3 separate regions of the Mus musculus genome follow, and regions 1 and 3 are each linked to region 2. A link is a loop called in an ENCODE intact Hi-C map of the cell type or tissue named here. Cell type or tissue: left cerebral cortex. All regions are shown on one strand.

The links. Peaks named below come from ENCODE experiments on the same cell type or tissue, not always from the same donor. Only the 100,000 strongest peaks of a DNase experiment are listed, where the experiment ranks them.
Region 1: a loop joins it to region 2, with 6 times the contacts of the local background. A loop is called at or near these places in 4 of 42 quality-filtered maps.
Region 3: a loop joins it to region 2, with 2.8 times the contacts of the local background. A loop is called at or near these places in 4 of 42 quality-filtered maps.

What each region holds. Positions count from the first base shown.
Region 1 is chr7:30,556,252-30,558,751 of GRCm38, forward strand. It overlaps Lin37 (lin-37 homolog (C. elegans)), which reads right to left. Exons shown (of 9, transcript NM_029377.2): 2 at 1,632-1,707; 3 at 1,375-1,425; 4 at 1,014-1,043; 5 at 849-934; 6 at 607-773. Among named protein-coding and RNA genes, the nearest start is that of Lin37, 2.1 kb to the right of the region's middle. In left cerebral cortex, CTCF peaks have their summits at 1,111 and 1,820; DNase peaks (open chromatin) are centred at 1,010, 1,836 and 2,087; H3K4me3 peaks cover 1,091 bases; H3K27ac peaks cover 1,141 bases.
Region 2 is chr7:30,444,387-30,446,886 of GRCm38, forward strand. It overlaps Aplp1 (amyloid beta (A4) precursor-like protein 1), which reads right to left and starts at 1,196. Exons shown (of 17, transcript NM_007467.3): 1 at 936-1,196; 2 at 1-75. The coding sequence starts at 1,082. In left cerebral cortex, a CTCF peak has its summit at 1,072; DNase peaks (open chromatin) are centred at 6, 360 and 1,217; H3K4me3 peaks cover 1,723 bases; H3K27ac peaks cover 1,748 bases.
Region 3 is chr7:30,530,049-30,532,548 of GRCm38, forward strand. It overlaps Arhgap33 (Rho GTPase activating protein 33), which reads right to left. Exons shown (of 22, transcript NM_178252.3): 5 at 2,272-2,352; 6 at 2,031-2,168; 7 at 1,476-1,568; 8 at 538-660; 9 at 377-454; 10 at 228-294; 11 at 88-147. Among named protein-coding and RNA genes, the nearest start is that of Arhgap33, 3.8 kb to the right of the region's middle. In left cerebral cortex, no CTCF peak of the experiment used is centred here; DNase peaks (open chromatin) are centred at 1,378 and 1,626; H3K27ac peaks cover 2,059 bases.

The DNA.
Region 1 (2,500 bases), 110 kb after region 2:
GACAGACATGAGGGGTCTATCCAGAAACCTGTACTTGGAGAAGTCACAGTAGAAGGGACATGCCTTTATCAGCTAGAAGATAGTCGTCCTGTTCTAGGGACCGTGTCTCCTTGTCAGCCGGAGAACCCTTGTCTACCTCTGCCAAGCCCAGGGAATTCCATCTCTATCTGTCAGCCCAGGGGCAGAGGGTGGTCAAGATGCTCTCTTTACGCAGTTGTCTAGGGCAGGTGTCATGTCTACTTTTATCTTGAGAGCCCCAAGAATCAAAGTCATGTATCTGTCCCAGGAATCCATGTCTACCCTTTCAGGCCAGATGATTTTCAAACCTGTTACCCTCCGCCCAGCCCGTAAGGTCCACATGTGCTCACCAAGGCCCCATCTGGTAGCCACATCTGTTTGCACTTAAGATCCCTGTTCCCTAGGAAGCCATATCTATGTGGCCTAGGGACCTCTGTCCATAATCCTAAGAGCAAATAGCTATCTGTCCTACCCGATTCTCTATTCATTGAGGGGGGCCCAGGCATTAAAGCTATCTACCACTCATGGGGGAGTTGTTGACTTATCCACCCACTCTTCAATCTGGCCTCCTGATTGAACTCATCCTACCTCTCCATCCTCGGGCAGAGGAGGCAGCGGTGAGCCGGGTGAGCGCTCGCGCTCTCGCACTGTGGGGCTGTTGCGCATCCAGGCGCGGCAGATGGGGTACAGTGGTGTGTTCTCACTGAACTGGGCCAAGTCCACACTCCGGTCAAATAGCTTGATCACATACGTATCTGGGGTGGTAAGGTAGGCGATAAGTGTGTAGTTCCTGGCTCCACACCCACCCTCTCAGTCCCCTGCCTACTCACTGGATCTCTGAGGACCCCCCTCAGCGAGCCCATCGTCCATCTCCCTCCTCTTCTTCCTCCGCTGGTGGGGGAAGCGGGCAGATGGCCTGTGTGGTTAAGGTGAGTGTCAGGCCCGGAGCTGGGGACTGGGAACCTTTTAGTGAGCTGGGGTCCCAGCCACCTTACCTTTTGCCTGTGGCAGCAATGGAACAATCCCTGCAGGGAGAGACATGGTGTCAGGAGGCTTTAATAAACAGCTGCTCAACGCTGCCCCCCAAGGTGGAAGTGACGTAGTTCAGGAACAGAGCATTTGCCTAGCATGGGCAAAAGCCCTGGGGTTCTATCGCTAGCTCTAAAAACAAACAAAAATTAACATCCTGGGGATTATTGGTACTCCTTGGGCCTTGTATCCCACCAATACCCTCCTCTAAGGTGTTAGCCACTTATACAACAGGTATCTTTGTCTATGCAAGATGGTTAGGACTCAGCAGAGAGAAAAGCTACCTAACCCAAACTCTCAGGTCTAAATCCCATCAAAGTCCCTTACTTGTTGTGCGTATCCAAGGGGGTTTTCCCAGCTTCTTCATCCAGGCGTTCCCTGGGAACAAAAAAAACACTACTGGCTTAGGGTACCAAGGACCCAGAGTGTGATGCTATTAATTAGTCTTCCCATGAAACATCCCATGGGGCACTTTTCACCCTAGGCAGCCCCTCCAGCCTCCCATCCACATCCCCCCTCCAACAATCAGAGTCAGTCCAAACAGCTCCCACCCTGTGGTTCCCCAGGCTGGACCAGGTTCCAACCTGTCCATGTGACTCTTCTCCAGCAGACACTGAAGAACGGCATCCAGCTGGTTCCGGGCTTTGGCCATCTCCATCTCTGAGGGTAGAAGGTAGGAATCAGCTCTGTGTGCGCCTCCCACATTCGCCGTGGGAGGCGATCCTACGTCCTGTCTGGTCCAGTTACTTGGAAAGCAGCTTTAGTGCCACTCAGTGGAGAGACCAACTAAAGACAGAACCAGGGTGACAGAGCCTTAGGCGGGGCCAAGGGCACAGCTGCTACCACTGCTCTTTCTCTCCAACACCTACTCAGGAATCTAGGATCTGGACACCTTCCATGGACAGCCCTTAGGGTATTCCCACTGAGGTCTCCTCGAAACCCACTCCACTCCCTGGATTCTCCCATGAGGCGTGACTAGCTGGCCCACAGGCTCCTGACTCGCTGTGGGCACTCCTTTCCCAGCCCCAGTCTCAGCTCACTTGGCTTGTGGGAGTCTGTCAATATATCCCCTCCCTACCTCGCCTTTTCCTCCCACCCAGCGCCTAGCCTCTGTCATCTTTTCTGATCCACCTCCTTTTATAATGCAGACAAAAGAACCTTCCTAAAAGAAAGCCAAGCCTACTGGGCATAATAGCATATGTCTGCTATCCCAGCACTCTGGAGGCTGAGGTAGGAGGATCAAGAGTTTCAAGGTCAGCCTCAGCAATGAAAGATCCTCTCTCAAACAATAAGCAAAAGAAAGAAAAAATACAAAGACAGACAGACAACACAACGTGGCTTTGATCTTCTCCAGCACAGAACCCTCAAGGAGTCTTCAATCCTGACTCCAGAAAATGGGGTCTGTACTCAGTCTGGCGTTTCCAAACCCACCCTTGTCCTACCTGCATAGTTG
Region 2 (2,500 bases):
CCAGCGGCCGGTGCGCAGGTCCCGGTGAAGGGTTAGACGCCCACATAGTCCAGCCACTTGAGCCGACCCCGGAGCCTGGGAATGAAGGCAGATGGGGCAGTGAGGAGCCAGGGCAACGATGTCATCTGTGTTGTCTGGTTCTTTGCTCCCTAAAACCCAGATAGGGCTCCTGCCCCTATCTCTAGCACCAGCTCCTTCTAAGCACCTTCTGAGTGGAGAGACCGTTCCCCGGGAAACAAATCCCGTGGGGCTGGAGCGCCCCAGCTCTCCCGTTGCTATGGTGACCTGGGTCCCCACCCCCCCGCCCCGTTTCTCGCGGCCTTGTTGCTGAGAAGACAGGCTCCGCCCCCGCCCCAGCGGCTTGGGTCTGAAGCCTGAAGGGGTTAAACTTGAATCGTGTTGGGGGAGGCGGGGGGCGAACCCAGGCGTTCTGGCCCCTCCTCCCTCCATCCCCAGTTCAGGTTCCCACTGAGGGGGTGCAAAGACGACAGGGCCCAGCTTCCCAGCAGGCCTGCACATCAGACCTTTAAGGACTAGAGGAGCTATATCCGGATTGAGTAGTGGGTGGAGGCCCGGACTACTGGATGTTTGAGGGCAGGGGGTTCATGTGGGTCCAGATAATACAAGGGACCTGGGTTCTTAGAGCCAAGCGCCTACTGCCTGGTGCGTCCTACGCTTAGGTGGGCAGGTCTTGGGGCTTTGTCGTCTAGGGGTGCTCTGGATTTCTTGGACCAGAGGCTCTTGGAAAGAGCCAGGTCCGACGATGCGGGTGGGAGGGGGCAGGGACGTCAGACGATGGAGGAACCTAGGAAAATCTACAGTTCGGATCGCGTGGGGCAGGCCACCTGGCCAAAAGGACTGCGGTGGCCGTCCCGCGTCCAGGTCGAGGCCCGGTCCCGCCCCTTCCCCATCCCCAGGACCCGGCCGGGCCTCACCTCGGCCGCGCTGGGGCTCCCAACAGCCAGGTTCCCGACGGCGAGCTGCGCGCGCAGAAGCAGCAATGACAGTGGCAGCAACAGCGGCAGCGGCGGCGGTCGCCAGCGGCGACCCTGACCGCGAGCGGCGGGGCTGGTGGGCCCCATGTCCGGGCCTCGGGCCCTCACGTCCCCTGCGCTCCCGCCCGGCCCTACCCGGCCCCAGCGGTGACAGGAGCTCCCAGCGCCACCGCCGCCTCCTCCTCCCGCCGCCCCCGGGCTGCGCCGGCGCCGCCAGCCCCGCCCCGCGCCGGCCCCGCCTTCCCAGCCAGGACAATAGCGTGGCGGCTCTGCGCACTGAGAGGCTCCGGAACCCCGGGAGGGAGCCTGCTCCAAGTCCCAGCCCCTCAAGATTCCAGGTGTCACTGTCCGCGTGAAGACCGAGTCACTAGGTTCAGTCCTGGGCGTAGCCGTTTTCTGGACTTTCATCCTTGGCCTTCTCTTCTGGCAAACGCAGACACCCAGCATCAGCTTTGTCCTCCTCCAAGGATGCCAGAATCCATGGGGGTGGGGGTCTTCCATAAATCCCTCTCTTGAGGTCCCAGGAATATAGACCTCCGAATTTTCCCAGTCAAGAATTTAGGGAGTGTACTAGGAAAGCCTGTAATCCCGGCACCTGAGAGGAGGGGGCGGGAGGATAGGAGTTTGAAGCTAGCCTACCTACATGCAACCCAGTCTCAAAAGACAAAACACAGCTACAGCTAGGTAAATCTGCTCCCTTCCAGGCCTCTTCTGTCTCAGGACCGGAGGCCAAGTCTCCCACCCTTGCTTCCTCAAACCTAGGAAGCCTTCCTGCCCTGATTGCCAGGTGTCTGGATCTTCAAATACTCCCTCCAAAAATCCATGACTAAACCCTTTCTTTACAGATGACTCGGGTCAGGTGCTGGATACCATAGCCTTCCAAGACCAGCACCTGAGGACCACTGTGTGGAGTCCCCCATTCTCACCCTTTCTAAGGGCCACCTCAAGTCTTCTGCCTAAAGGGTTCACTGTTTTATCTTAAGTGAGTGTACAATATTCTAATCCCCCCCCCCGAAGCAGCCCAGATGTGTGTGTGTGTGTGTGTGTGTGTGTGTGTGTGCATCTGTATGGTGTGGACCTGCCCACATTTGTCTGTCTTTCTGCTTTGTGTGTGTGTGCATCTCTGTGGATGTGGGTGGGGTGAGGTAGTGGTGTATTATTAAAAGAGTTTAAAGTGGAATGGTGATGTGCACCTGTAATCCCAGAGGGCCTGAGGCAGCAAGATCAAGAGTTCCAGGCTAACTGCTGAGAGAAGGCTCAGTGATGAAAAGCACTGGCCGCTCTCTCAGAAGACCCGGGTTCAATTCCCAACACCCACACTGTCTATAACTCCAGTCTTAGGGGACCCATCCCTCTGTTCTGGTCTCAGGGACCAGGAATGTATATAGTATACAGTAACACATGCAGGCAAAACACCCACACAAGTAAAATAAAAATAACAGATCTTAAAATACAGAGAGAGAGAGAGAGAGAGAGAGAGAGAGAGAGAGAACCTACAGCAGTAA
Region 3 (2,500 bases), 86 kb after region 2:
TGTGGGGGCAAAAGCAGAGCATTAGAGTCAGGAGTGCGGCTGGCTTGCTGGGGCAGGGGCAGAGATCTGATTTCTCATTTCCATTACCTGAGGTCAGAGAAGAGATGCCCTGGGGAGCTGGGATGCCACACAGGGGACTGTCAGCATCTGTGGGTGGACAATGGTAGAAAGGACAAGTGGTAGGCTGAGGGTGAGGGGGACTGCTGCCCACTCCCCATGGCACTTACCTGCCTTTAGGCCAGGCCCTGGCCTCTCCGTGAAGAGTTCCACACACTCACTGGGGAAGAAACCAACCTGAAGAAAAATCAAAGTGAGTAGCCGGGCCACCCTAGTGGGCAGAGCCCTAGTGCACAGGTCCACCTCAGACCCAGCTCACCTGGAAGCCCCGTTTGCCCCGCCACCAGCTCCGATCCTCTGTAGGTGGCATGTCGATCACTGAGACAATGTCTCCCACCTGGGAATGGATGGGAGGACAGGGTTCAGAAGAGGCAGGAGAAGCACAGAGCACAGGTAGAGTCCATTCCTGCCAAGCCTCACCTCAAAGGACAGCTCATCTGGCGCCTGGGCAGTGTACCGCTTGACCACGTGGGCAGCAGCCACAGCAGGGATATTGAGGGAGGCTTCCTCACTGAGGAGCAGGCGCCGGCCATGGTTGTCCAGCTGAAGTGGAGGTAAAATGTGGCAAGGAGAAGTCAGAAGGGGTTACTAATCAGATCAGTTTCCTCCGTGTCCGGTGAGACCACCACCTGTCCCTAAGAGCATCTGTCACTCAGAACTATTGTCCAAAGCTGGAGAGATGGCTCAGTAGTTAAGAGCACTTGCTAGAAGACCCAAGTTCAGGTCTCAACATGCACAAGGCAGCTCATGAGATCTGAAAGTGTAGTTCCAGAGGATCTTGGGCTTCCCTCCCACCTCTGCAGGCATGCATGTGCTGGACACACAGGCAGGCAAAACACTCATACACATAAAACATTTAAATCCAACAAGATAACAGCAACACCAAGAGATAAGTAGTTGCCTGCCCTCCACCCAACTTATCCCAAGACTCTCTTGTCCCCAAACTCCCAAGGACATCTGTACATATTTTATCCAAAATTCATTTAGTTTAAGTGACTGTCAGAAAAGATGTATTGTGAACTGCAAGCAACACATTTCTAACTGGTATACCTTTAAATCTCTACAGCCACACAGCTACACACACACACGCTCGTACAAACAACACATTTCTAACTGGTATACCTTTAAATCTCTACAGCCACACAGCTACACACACACATACACACGCACACGCACACGCACACACACGCTCGTACCTTTCTCTTGCTGGCATGCACCCACACAGACACTAAAATACCAATGCCTCCCCACTTCCCCCAGCTTCCTTCTTTCCTGTGCCCACACACTCCTAGGCTGCTTCTTGTGCCTCAGACACCTCTCATTAGATCTTAGCTCCAGGTTCCCCATATCAGGCCCACCTCCATCCAAGTGAGCACAGGTCCACAGTTGAGGTTACTGTCCACCAGTCCTGACAGGGTCTCCAGGTACTGCAGCAGCAGCGGTACCAGCATCTGGGAGCAAATTGCCAAGGAAGCTGCTGTGAATTGATGAAGACAGAGCCCCCTCACTGCCCCCCACACTTCCCACAATGCTCAAGCTCGTCTCGGCAAGGCTGATTCAGCCTGGATGCCTGGGTGTGGCTCAGCTGCGAAGCTCTGAAATGTTATCTGAGCTGAGCTCTGGAGTGAAACTGATGTGGCTGTGCTGACCGGTGAATCCCCTTGGACCTTCCCATGATCCTCAAACTACCGGGGCCCTCTAACATCCTGATTCATTTCTAAGGCTTCTCCACACAGATTGGTTGGAACTCAGATCATATGACAGGAGCCTTCCAAGTGCTGAGATTACAGGCTCACGTCAGCATGGCCAACTCAAGAGATCTTTATTACCTCTTCCCCTTGCCTTACTGGCTGCACACATAGCTGATGATATACCCTTGATTGCCCAGGAAGGGATTGAGGCAAGTAGGTTACCTGGGCAGCCCTGGTACCCTCTGGAGGTGGAGGGAGCTCTGGGAGGCAGGAAAATCTCCGGTCAAATATGCACCGGTGGAGATGGGCATCCAGAGAACGGAAATCGTCATAGCTCCGGAGGACTGGCCAGGAGCGGCCCTGTTGAGGCAGGCAAGACAGAGGGTGCAGACTCCATTACACAGAGCTGAGGACTACAGAGGCTAGCTAGTCCATGTTAGACGAGAGGCAGAGGCAGCCTCACCTGACAGGTCACCTGTACCCCAAAGACCAGCTCATTTTCTCCAGAGAGGCTGGGGCCCTCACGCTCTGGAGACAGCAGGAGCTGCAGAAGGAAACAGAAACCAAAAGGAGGGCTTTAGTTTTGTTCCAGACCTAACCTTTCTTGGCTGAGACTATCTAGGGGTAAATCCGTGTTCCCCATTGGGCCTCCTCAAGGACAGGGCGTGACGGTGTCACTGTCTGGGTAGAGA